Linked DNA regions of Homo sapiens: region 1 is linked to region 2. Evidence: read pairs that join two places in POLR2A ChIA-PET (ENCODE). Cell type or tissue: HepG2. All regions are shown on one strand. Each heading gives the region's core, and the rest is flanking DNA. Links, peaks and the distances in the headings are about the cores only.

Region 1 (6,310 bases), core at 574-5,573, 160 kb before region 2:
CCAACATCTTCCCAGCTTTTAGCAGAGAGGAGACCTTGGAGTGGGCAGCTCCTCTCCACAGCTGGTTGTCCTGTGGAGTGTCTGAGTCTGGCTGAGCTTGGGGTCTTTATGGGCTGAGAAGGAAGGAAGTGCATGCTGATTGGCCCACAGGTAGCCATGGACAGGCCTGGAAAAGGCACTATAAGTTCTTATTCTGGTCCATGGAACTGGCAGCCTGGCCCCCAGGCTTCCAGTCATCCCTGGCTTAAAGGTAGGGCTTCACCAGGGACCTGCGCCTTTCTGCCCAGGAGCCTGTCTGCCTCCTGCCACTGTTCATGGTGCCCAGGCTGTTTGTGCAGAGGGGCACCTGCAGGCCATCACTGAGCTGCCTTCAGCAGCCACCTTTGCCTCCCTCCTGTGCTCATCAATGCCCAAAGTCCAGAGGGGGCTGAGGCAGCAGGGGGCTGGCATGTCAGCACTGCCCCAAGTGTGTGCACTCCCAGCCGGGTGATGACAGTGCCCAGGCTTGACCTCAACTTTGCTCTGAGATCAGAGTGAACACCGGGAGTGGGGAGAGGCCAGGCAGCAGTGGTAGGCACTTCCGAGCCTGCAGGGATGGGGGCCAAGAGTGCAGGCCCAGGTCCGCAGCCATGTCTTGGGCAGCTGCAGCCACACCTGGGAGAGTGGGGCTCCTGCCTGCTCCCAGCCCTCAAGAGCACAGGGGAGGACAGGGATTCCCAGGTCCACAGCCACAGCTTGGGCAGGTGCAGCCACACCCAGGAGGGCAAGGCTCCTGTCTGCTCCTGGCTCTCTCTGGCTCTGCAGAGCCCACAGCCCAGTTGCGCCTTCCTTGCTGCTGACAGCATCTTGGCAGTGCCCACACCAGGCAGGCCACCATTGCCATCACCGTGTATATCAACAGAGTGATATTGTTAGTCCATATGTCTTTCTTTTACTTCCAAGTGTCACACTGCTCTCCAGGATGATAACCCATCTACATGCTCTAGCAGTACAGGAGGATTTCTATAGCTCTACATCCTTGCCAAAACTTGGCACAATCCAACATCATTTTTTTCTAGTCTAGTAGATTCCATCAAAATAATGATTTTGTTTCAAAGGTATAGATTAAAGTCTAAACATTAAATAAGATATTATAGGGTTTCACAGGACATAGTAACAATCTCTGAGGTGTTTTTTGTTGTTGTTGTTGTTGTTGCTGCTGTTGTTTTACAAAATTCCTGTTAGGAATAACTTTTGTGTCCAGGCGCGGTGGCTCACACCTGTAATCCCAGCAATTTGGGAGGCTGAGGCAGGTGGATCGCTTGAGCTCAGGAGTTTGAGACCAGCCTGGGCAACATGGCAAAACCCATCTCTACCAAAAATACAAAAAAAAAAAACAAAAAACTAGCTGGGCATGGTGGCACATGCCTGTGGTCCCAGCTACTCAAAAGGCTGAGGTGGGAAGATTGCTTGAGCCCGGGAGGTGGAGGTTGCAGGCATACCACTGCACTCCAGCCTGGGTGACAGATTGAGACCTCCATCTCAAAAAAAAAGAAAGAACTTTTGTAAGTACAGCTTTTATTATCCTAACTGCTGATCTAGCAGCTACAGGAGAAAATGGAACATTTTCTCTTCCTTATCTTGAAGAAACTTCTTTCACCAGAAATTAGTAGGGCCTCTAGTTCTCAAGGTCAACTGCCTAAATTCCATTGGTTAATCCTGATGGATAAGCAGGCCTGAGAAGAAACGAATCACACTGGGGAAAAAGGTCAGAGTAAGGATTATTGGAATATGGAGCATATTTCATTGCAATCTTTATTAATTTGTATGCATTATGTGTACCTATGTGTTTGCATATGTATTGCTGTGTGGTGTGTGTATGTGTGTGTGGTGTGGGGGGGGTGTGCGTCTTGTGTGTGGAGAGTGTGTGTGTGTGGTATATGTGGTGTATGTGTGTGGTGTGTATATGTGTGGTGTGTGTGTGGTGTGTGTGTGTGAGGGGGTGTTGGGGGTGTGTGGTGTGTGTATGTGCTGTGTGTATGGAGTATATGGGGTGTGTGGGGGGTGTGTGTGTGTGAGTGGTGTATGTGTGTGGTATGTGTGTGTGGTCTGTGTATGTGTGTGTGTGGTGTGTGTGTCTGTGTGGTGTATGTATGTGGTGTGTGTGTGGTGTATTTGTGTATTGTGTGTGTGTGTTGTATATGTGTTGTGTTTGTGTACAGAATTGGCTTCAGCAACCAACCACTTCCTCATTCTCATCGCACCCTCTAGTCCATAGAAGGAGAGAGAAAGAGAGAGAGAAAGAAAAAGAGAGAGGGTTATAAACTCTAAACTATATTATAAATAAAATATTTGTTATTTGTCCTTGTCTGAACACTGGAATCCCAATCAGGACAGGAACAGTGTAGTTGGGTTTTTCACTATGGATATTCAGTACCTGCGAAGGTGCCCGTGACATAGGTCGGTTGAACGAGTCTTAGCTGAGTGGACATGTTCACTGATGGAAACTTGAAAAATACAAAATAAGTATAAGGATAAAAATAAAAAGCAATACTAATTTCATCAGCCAAGGCTGGGGGAGGGGTAAGGAGAACCACTGTAGAATCTTCATACTTGGTCTCTAATCTATTTTCTAAGTGTTTATAGATATATGAATACATAAACACCAAGTGATACAATATCTACCATTTTATAGTCCACGTTTTCATTTGGCAATTTAACATAAGCATGTTTTCATGTCATGCCCTTAGCTACCACAGAGTCAATGACAAAGCTGAAATTCAAATCTGGTCTGATAGGATTAAGTGTTGGGATTATTAACCAAATGCTATATAGCTGCAACCTAAACTTGGCAGCAGTATAGCATATATACAAATACATGTACAACATAATGTAATTCAATTACATCAACTAGCTTGATAATAACTCTTCCAGTGAAACATCAGCTGCATGAGAGCACTAGTCTTCTCTGCCTTATTCCCTACTGTATTCCCAGGGTCTAGAAGAGTTCCTGCCAATACTAGGAGTTCATTAAATACATGTTAAATAAATAAATAAATAAATGGATGAGTGAATTTCGCAAGCATCTTTACCAGAAAGGTAAATAGATTGAGGACTTTGTGTTAAAGAGAAGCATGGTACTATTTGGACAGTACTAAGTCCAACCCTAAACAGGAGTAAACAAAGATCACAGTGCATTGCACACTTGCCACAGGTCAGATCATGCAGGAACAAGGCCCATAGAGCCCAGCCTAGAGTTACTGTAAATTCCCTCAGCCATTTCACCAAAGGTACAAGTAGGTCATCGGCTAGAGTTTTTGCAAATATGTTTTAAACAATGTGGTTTGAAATAAAGCATACTGTTCTCTGAGAATGGACCTGGATTTTTTCCCATAATTAGAGATTGTAAAAAGTGAACCTAGTAAGTTAGAGGATTGCAAGATGGCTGCTTTTGACCCAAGTTTGGAAAACAAGCTGTTGAGTAATATTTTTTTTCCCTCTGACCACAGCTGAGACCAAAGAAGCTCCAAGTACCCCACATTGTAGAGAGAACATCCAAGAAGTAGAGCCAGATCTCATAAGCCCCCAAGGCTTATGAAGAGGTAGCAGTGTAGGCCTTCAGCAACCAACCACCTCCTCATCCCCATTGCACCCTCCAGTCCATATAAGGAGAAGACTGAGGAAAGGAATGGGGGAGAGAGCACGGTTGTCAGTCCGTGGGGAGTACAGTGTTTGTGGAGACTGGTGATTTCTTCATATAGATTTGGGATTCAGAGAGGAAAAGAAGAACACTGTGTAGAAGCTCTTTAGTTTAATTAGATCCCACCTGTCAATTTTTGTTTTTGTTGCAATTGTCTTTGGGGACTCTGCCAAAAATTCTTTGCCAAGGCCAATGTCAAGAAGGGTATTTCCTGGGTTTTCTTCTAGGAATTTTATTGTATGAGTCTTATATTTAAATCTTTACTTCTTTACTCCATCTTTTTTTTTTTTTTTTTTTTTTTTGAGACAGAGTCTCACTCCATCGCCCAGGCTGGAGTGCAGTAGCTTGATCTCGGCTTACTGCAACTTCTGCCTCCCAGGTACAAGCAATTCTTCTGCCTCAGCCTCTTGAGTGGCTGGGACTACAGGCATGCACCACCACACCCAGTTACCTTTTTGTATTTTCAGTAGAAACGGGTTTGGCCATGTTGCCCAGGCTGAACTCCTGAGCTCAAGAAATCTGCCCACCTTCTAAAGTGCTAGGATTACAGGCATGAACCACCACGCCTGACCTCTTTAATTCATCTTGTTAATTTTTGTATATGGTGAAAAGTAAGGGGCTAGTTTCAATCTTCTGCATATGGCTAGCCAGTTATTCCAGCACCATTTATTGAATAGGAAGTCTTTTCCCCATTGCTTGTTTTTGTCAGCCTTGTTGACGATCACATGGTTATAGGTGTGCAGCTTTATTTTTGAGTTTTCTAATCTGCTCCTTTGGTTTATGTGTTTGTTTTTGTACCAGTACCATGCTGTTTTGGTTACTGCAGCCTTATAGTATAGTTTGAAGTTGGGTAATGTGATGCCTCCAGCTTTTGTTCTTTTTGCCTAGGATTGTTTTGACTATTTTGGCTCTTTTTTTTTCTTCCATATGAATTTTAGAATAGCTTTTTCTAATTCTGCAAAGAATAACATTGGTAGTTTGAGAGGAATGCCATTGAATCTGTACATTGCTTTGGGCAGTATGGCCATATTAACAATATTGATTCTTCTAATCCATGAACATGGAATGTTTTTCCATTTATTTGTGTCGTCTCTCATTTCTTTCAGTAGTGTTTTGCAGTTCTCCTTGCAGAGACTGTTCACCTCCTTGGTTAGCTATATTCCCAGGTATTTCATTTTCTTTGAAACTATCAACAAAGTAAACAGACAATATACAGAATGGGAGAAAATATTCACGAACTATGCATCCAACAAAGATCTAATATCCAGAACCTATAAATAACTTAAACAAATCAACAAGCAAAAAACAAACAGGCAAAGGACATGAACAGATACTTCTCAAAAAAAGACATACAAGTGACCAACGAACATACCAAAAAAATGCTCCACATCACTAATCATCAGAGAAATGCAAATGAAAACCACAATGAGATACCATCTCACAGCAGCCAGAGGCAATTATTAAAAAGTCAGGCTAGGCGTGATGGCTCATGCCTATAATCCCAGCACTTTGAGAAGCCAAGGCTGGCAGATCACTTGAGCCCAGGAGTTCAAAACCAGCCTGGGCAACATAGCAAAATCCCATCTCTGGGAAAAAAAAATACAAAAAAGTAGCAAAGTGCAGTTGCATATGCTTATAGTCCCAGCTACTCAGGAGGCTGAGGTGGGAGGATCACCTGAGCCTGGGAGTTTGAGGCTGCAGTGAGCTGTGATTGCACCACTGCACTTCAGCTTGGATGACAGAGTGAGACCCTGTCTCAGTAAAAGTAAACAAATACATAAAATAAAATTAAAAAAAAGTCAAAAAGCAACAGATGCTGATGAGGCTGCAGAGAAAAGGGGACATTTATACACTGTTGGTGGGGAGGTAAATTAGTTCAGCCACTGTGGAAAGCAGTTTGGAGATTTCTCAAAGAACTCAAAACAGAGCTGCCATTAGACCGAGCAATCCCATTGCTAAGTGTATACCCAAAGGAAAATAGATCATTATGCCAAAAAGATATACATACTCATATGTTCATTGCCACACTATTCACAATAGTAAAGACATGGAATCAACCTAGGTGCCCATGAGTGGTGGGCTGGATAAAGAAAATGTGGTACATACATGCTATGGAATACTACACAGCCATAAAAAATAATGAAATTATGTCCTTTGTAGCAACATGGATGCAGCTGGAAGCCATAATCCTAAGTGAATTAACACAAGAACTGAAAACCAAATACCACATGTCCTCATGTATATGTGGGAGCTAAACATTGAGCACACATGGACATAAGCATGGGAACAATAGATACTGCAGACTACTAGGAGGTGGAGGGAGGGGAGAGTGGGTTGAAAAACTACCTTTTGGGTACCATGCTTACTACCTGGGTTCAATATATGTAGACCAACCTGTACATGTACCCACTGTCTCTAAAATAAAAGTTGAATTTTTAAAACATTAAAAATGAATAAATACAAAGAAAAGAAAAATGCCTTCCCAGCTGGGTGCATACTGAGCTGCAAAAACTGCCAGCTCATTCTGGTGCCCCCATCAAAGCAGAGGGGAGTGTGGTGAGTTCCTGAGAGAGCTCACCATGTGTGAACATTCTGGTGCCTGCTTCTCATCTGGGGATTTCTGAAGGATGG
Region 2 (6,310 bases), core at 777-5,776:
GAGGCCAAGGCAGGCAAATCACCTGATGTCAGGAGTTTGAGACCAGCCTGGCCAACATGATGAAACCCTGCCTCTACTAAAAATACAAAAATTAGCCAGGCGTAGTGGTGCACACCTGTAGTCCATACTACTCGGGAGGCTGAGGGATAAAAATTGCTTGAACCCAGGAGGCAGAGGTTGCAGCACGCTGAGATCATGCCACTGCACTCCAGCCTGGGCAACAGAGTGAGACTCGACCTAATAAATAAATTAATTAACTAATTAAATATAGGAGTAATTATTATTGCAATTCTCACAAAGTCTGGAACCATGAGGTTTTGTCTCCCAGCACTGTCTAAGAAGCACCTGTCAGCAATCCAAAGTAATTTCAGGCCAGGCTTACTGGCTCATGCCTATAATCCCAATGCTTTGGGAAGCCAAGGCAAGAGGATCACTTGAGCCCAGGAGTTCAAGACCATACTGGGCAACATAGCAAGACCTCATTTTTACATAAAAATTTAAAAATTAGCCAGGCGTGGTAGCACACGCCTGAAGTCCCAGCTACTCAGAAGGCTGAGCATGGCGTATTGCTTGAGCCCAGGAGTTCAGGGCTGCAGTGAGCTATGATCATGCTACTATATTCCAGCCTGGGTAACAGAGCAAGACCCTATCTCAGGAAAAAAAAAAAAAAAAAAAGGAAGAAAAAGAAAAGTAATTCCAAAATAGCTCAAATCCTTAGCTTCACATTTGGCCAAGTGATAGTGGAGATTCCAATGATGTCTACAACAGCACTAAATGAGAATAGCTAGAGGCCTCATTCCTCTACAGTTCACTCTGATCACAGTCCACAGAAGTTAAGGCATCTCTTCAACTCTCCCACCCTCAGTGCCCCCCAAATTCCTTTGAGGTGTTCTCTCTCTCTCTTTATTAGATTAACAGCCTAAGGACCCAAATTCTTCTCCCTGCTGTCATTCTATACAGTCTTCCCCAACATGGTATTCTTTTTTTTGAGACAGGGACTCTGTTGCCCAGTCTGGAGTGCAGTAGCGCAATCTCGGCTCACTGCAACCTTCATCTCCCCCAGGTTCAAGCAATTCCCCTGCCTCAGCCTCCCAAGTAGCTGAGATTACAGGTGCCCGCCACCATGCCTGGCTAATGTTTGTATTTTTAGTAGAGACAAGGTTTCACCATGTTGGCCAGGCTGGTCTCGAACTCCTGGCCTCAAGTGATCTGCCCGCCTTGGCCTCCCAAAGTGCTGGGATTACAGGCATGAGCCACTGTGCCCAGCTAACATGATTCTTTTTTTTTTTTTTTTTTTTTTTTTGAGACAGAGTTTTGCTCTTGTTGCCCAGGCTGGAGTGCAATGGTGTGATCTCGGCTCACTGCAACCTCCGCCTCCCGGGTTCAAGCTATTCTCCTGCTTTGGCCTCCCGAGTAGCTGGGATTACAGGCATGCACCACCATGACCAGCTGATCTCGTATTTTTAGTAGAGACAGGGTTTCTCCATGTTGGTCAGGCTGGTCTCGAACTCCTGACCTCAGGTGATCCACCCACCTTAGCCTCCCAAAGTGCTGGGATTACAGGTGTGAGCCACCGCGCCCACTGGTATTCTTGATTATATATCACAGAAGTGCAAACACCTAACTGCCCTCCAAGGAGATTTGGAAAAGAAGTTGAACATGAAAAGAACGATTATGCAAGGCTGGGCGCGGTGGCTCACGCCTGTAATCCCAGCACTTTGGGAGGCCAAGGAGGGCGGATCACTTGAGCTCAGGCGTTTGAGAGCAGCCTGGCCAACATGGTGAAACCCCGTCTCTACAAAAACATACAAAAATTAGCAGGGTGTGTTGGCTGGGCGCCGTGGCTCACGCCTGTAATCCCAGCACTTTGGGAAGCCGAGGCAGGGGGGATCACGAGGTCAGGAGATTGAGACCATCCTGGCTAACACAGTGAAACCCCGTCTCTAATAAAAATACAAAACAATTAGCTGGGCTTGGTGGTGGGCGCCTGTAGTTCCAGCTACTCGGGAGGCTGAGGCAGGAGAATGGTGTGAACCTGGGAGGCGGAGCTTGCAGTGAGCCGAGATCGCACCACTGCACTCCAGCCTGGGCGACAGAGCGAGAATCCGTCTCAAAAAAAAAAAAAAAATTAGCAGGGCATGGTGGCATGCGCCTGTAGTCCCAGCTACTCTGGAGGCTGAGGTGGGAGGATTGCTTGAACCCAGGAGGCAGAAGTTGCAGTGAGCCGAGATCACACCACTGCACTCCAGCCTGGGCAACAGAGTGAGACTCCATCTCAGAAAAAAAAAAACAAAAAAACAAATACGCAGGGGTCAGGGAAGGCTGTGAGCTTTGGTCTGCTACAATGAGTTTCAGGCTCACTCCCATGCCCTGCCTCCTAGTACTGCGGTTGGAAGCAGAGGAGATGTGCTTAGAGGACGGAGATGAGAAGCAGGAGGAACAGCAGCAGCTGCAGTTTGTATTCTGGTTTGCTTTTCTCCTGGAAACAGAATCTCTCAGAAGATACCTCCTCAGTCCTCAAAAGGGTGCATTTCAGGTTGGCTCTCCTCTTGTTGGCCCTCGCTGGCCCCCGTCTCACTCTGGAGTCTTTGATTCCACATGGATAAACAGCCCCCCTAGTTGAGAGCTCCTCAACTGCCCCAGGGGACATTTTATGGAGTTAGGGGTGGCAAGGAACTGGAATTATTGCCTAATCAATTGCAGTCTCTCTCCTGTACCCCCCAAGAGAGCAAAGTCTAAAGCCAACTCACAAACTCACATTTTCAACTTTCACCCATGCCCTGAAAAAGTGTTAACACTGGAACCCCACAGCCTACCGTGAAGAATCGATTCCACAAAGAAGGGAGAGCCTTCCCAGTCTGCCCCCTTTCAGACCTTCCTCAAAGAACTCCTGAGCTGTGCTGCCTCCCTAAGCTGTCCCCATGCGAGGATGATAGTGAGATGTGTAATGGGCCTACTGTGACAGCCAGCCCTCCTTGCAAGGGAGCCCTGCCACGGGTGCAAGCTCTGGATCAAGGCAGGAAGCTGCGGCCCATGGTTACCATGGAGATGCTGGCACAGCCTATACCCATCTGTGGTTGACAGGCAGCCTTCCTGAGGAAAGGGGAGGAATTTGGGTGCTTGAAAACCAGCTTGTGGTGGGGGTCGGGTCGGGGTTGTCTGTGACATCATGAGTTTGCAGCCAAAAGACAACTGGAGAGGAAGCTGAGGCTGGGAGCTCTCCACTGAGGTAGCCTTCAGCCGACGCTGTAGCTTTAAAAGCTGGGGTGTGGCCTCCTGCAGAGTGAGGCCAAGCTACAGAGCTGTCAACTCCAAGCAAGGGCTGTTGGAAGAAGCTCTGGTACAGTGGAAAAAACCCAGGAGTCAGAGACTAGAGGGAGAACCACACCCACAGTGCCAGGCATGTTGTGAAGGTCATGGTACATGGTGCAGAGAAGAAACCTCTAGGGTGCTTGGGAAGTTCTAGGCCCTGAGTCACCACCACTGAAACACTAGGGCGGACCAAGAAAACTTCCCGTCTCTTCTCTGAGCACGAAGTCTCCACTGTGTGACTAATGTCTGCCCTGTGGGCTAGGCAGGGTTACTGAGAGGCCCTGCAGCATAAGTGAGGCAGGGGCAGGTGTCAGGGGCTGGTGATCTCCCTCTGATTCAGTGGGTAAAGGAAGACCAAGGCTATGAGGATTTCTCTGAGGCTTTCATCCCTTCTGTGGCTAAAACTGGAGTATGAGCTCAGTGAAACTGTCCTTTGAGAGAGCCTGACGCTGCAAGTGTGTTTGTACAAAAGGCAGAGCTCGGCCTTGTACACCCAAGGGCCATGCAAGGCTAATGCAGCACCAGGGAGAGGGAGGCTAATTAGATAAAGCCCTGAAGTAGCCCTGTGAGCCAGAGGAGCTGTCTGGACCTTCCTGTAGCCTTGGGCAGGGGAGGGAGCTAGGGAGTATTTATTACTTTTGCCCTTTGAAATCCAGGAAGCAAAGGGCTAAGTACTTGCTTACTATCCTCCCAGACTGTGAGACAGGAAGTCAGAGGTACAGAGTGGTGAGTTTGAAATCCACTTGGCCACTTTCCCGCTGTGTGGCCTGGAGCAATTCAATGTTTTGTGTTTTGGCAATATCACCAGTTAAATATTAAAGCTCCTGCTTTCCTCTTCTGGTCAGGGTGAAAACACCCTGAGAGAATGCTTGTGAAAGCCACCACAGCTACACGCAAGGGAAGGACCTGATGTCCTTTATCTGGCCACAGAAGAAGCCTTCTCCACATCGGCACCGGCCCCCCACAGCCTGAGCTCCCTCCTGAGCATCTGAGGAGTTTTCTTTGACTCCTCATAAGAGAATCTCAGGCTTCCCTTCTAGCACCCTACAGAAATGAGTAGGGCTGCCTTTTCAGGGCAGTGTCCTCTGAGCAGGCTCAAAGAACAGGGCAGAGAGCCCCCTTGTCCAGCAGAACCTAATTTTTAAAATTTTTTGTAGGGACAAGGTCTTACTGTGTTGCCCAGGCTGGTCTTGAACTCCTGGTTTCAAATAATCCTCCCATCTAGGCCTGCTAAAGTGTTGGAATTACAGGCATAAGCCACTGTGTTGGGACAAGAGATATATATATATATATATATATATTTTTTTTTTTTTTTGAGACAGAGTCTTGCTCTGTCACCCAGGCTGTAGTGCAGTGGCACGATCTTTGCTCACTGCAACCTCTGCCTCCCAGGTTCAAGCAATTCTCCTGTCTCAGCCTCCCGAGTAGCTGGGACTACAGGCACCCGCCACCACGCCTGGCTAATTTTTGTATTTTTTAGTAGAGTCGAAGCTTCGCCATGTTGGCCAGGCTGGTCTTGAATGCCTGACCTCATGATCCACCTGCCTCAGCTTCCCAAAGTGCTGGATTACATGCATGAGCCACCACGCCCCGCCAAGTTTTTTTGTTTTGTTTTGTTTTGTTTGTTTGTTTGTTTGTTTGTTTTTTATTGGGAAGGAGTCTCGCTCTGTCTTGCCCAGGGTGTAGTACAGTGGCATGATCTCGGCTCACTGCAACCTCTGCCTCCCAGGTTCAAGCGATTCTCCTGCCTCAGCCTCCTGAATAGCTGGGATTACAGGAGCCCACCACCACACCCACCTAATTTTTGTATTTTAGTAGAAACAGGGTTTCTCCATGTTGGCCAGGCTGGTCTTGAATGCCTGACCTCAAGTGATCCACCCGCCTCGGCCTCCCAAAGTGCTGGAATTATAGGCGTGAGCCATTGCGCCAGGCCCAAGATAGTTTTTTTTTTTTTTGAGACAGAGTCTTGCTCTGTCGCCCAGGCTGGAGTGCAGTGGCACGATCTCGGCTCACTGCAAGCTCCTCTTCTCAGGTTCACGCCATTCTCCTGCCTCAGCCTTCCGAGTAGCTGGGATTACAGGCGCCCGCCACCACGCCCGGCTAATTTTTTAAATTATTATTATTTTTAGTAGAGACGGGGTTTCACCCTGTTAGCCAGGATAGTCTCAATCTCCTGACCTCGTGATCCCCCGGCCTCGGCCTCCCAAAGTGCTGGGATTATAGGCGTGAGCCACCGCGCCTGGCCAAGATAGTTTTTGTTAACAAATTTAACAAACACCCACCAGTGTACTGGGCATTTGGGATCCTGTTTTGGAACTAATATGGGGGACAAGAGGATGGCAGGCATAGGTTTCCTGTCGCCATAGGCATTTCTCCCTTATCTCAGGAGCAGTCCTGATCACTTCCCAAAATGGGGAGCGCTTTGCCTCTGAGTCCTGAGCATTGTAAAAATGAAGGTGTGTTGTGTGGAAGCTGGACTCACTACCGCAGAGCCTCCTTGGACATTACAGCTGGAAGAAAGAGGCCCTTTTTTTTCTTTTTGAGATGGAGTCTCGCTCTGTCGCTCAGGCTGGAGTGCAGTGGCGCTGTCTGGGCTCACTGCAACCTCCGCCTCCTGGGTTCGATGCTCGTACCTCAGCCTCCTGAGTAGCTAGCATCACAAGAGCCCACTATAGAGCCCGGCTAATTTTTGTATTTTTAGTAGAGATGACATTCCGCCATGTTGGCCAGGCTGGTCTTGAACTCCTGACCTCAAGCGATCCACCTGCCTCGGCCTCCCAAAGTGCTGGGATTACAGGCATGAGCCACCGCACCCGGCCAAGAGAGATCCTTTTATGTTTGCAGTCAAGGGTGCTGAGGCTACAGAGGGAATGCAACTGCCACAATGTTACCCAGGTGTCCATGACATAGCTGGGGTAAGAATACATGTTTCCTGACCCCCAGGCCAGTGTCCCCTATCCATCAGCTGCCCCGTCGTCTCTGTCCCGCCATGCCCATC

Evidence for each region. Peaks named below come from ENCODE experiments on the same cell type or tissue, not always from the same donor. Only the 100,000 strongest peaks of a DNase experiment are listed, where the experiment ranks them.
Region 1: POLR2A ChIA-PET joins it to region 2 with 5 read pairs; 2 of 35 experiments call an interaction of 5 or more read pairs at or near these places.

The regions. Positions count from the first base shown.
Region 1 is chr11:18,220,999-18,227,308 of GRCh38, forward strand. No RefSeq gene overlaps it. Among named protein-coding and RNA genes, the nearest start is that of SAA4, 13 kb to the right of the region's middle. RefSeq lists an enhancer at 478-978. In HepG2, for the core only: no CTCF peak of the experiment used is centred there; a DNase peak (open chromatin) is centred at 3,133.
Region 2 is chr11:18,380,447-18,386,756 of GRCh38, forward strand. No RefSeq gene overlaps it. Among named protein-coding and RNA genes, the nearest start is that of MIR3159, 4.2 kb to the right of the region's middle. RefSeq lists an enhancer at 3,906-3,965. In HepG2, for the core only: a CTCF peak has its summit at 3,938; DNase peaks (open chromatin) are centred at 2,375, 3,355 and 4,005; H3K4me3 peaks cover 2,235 bases.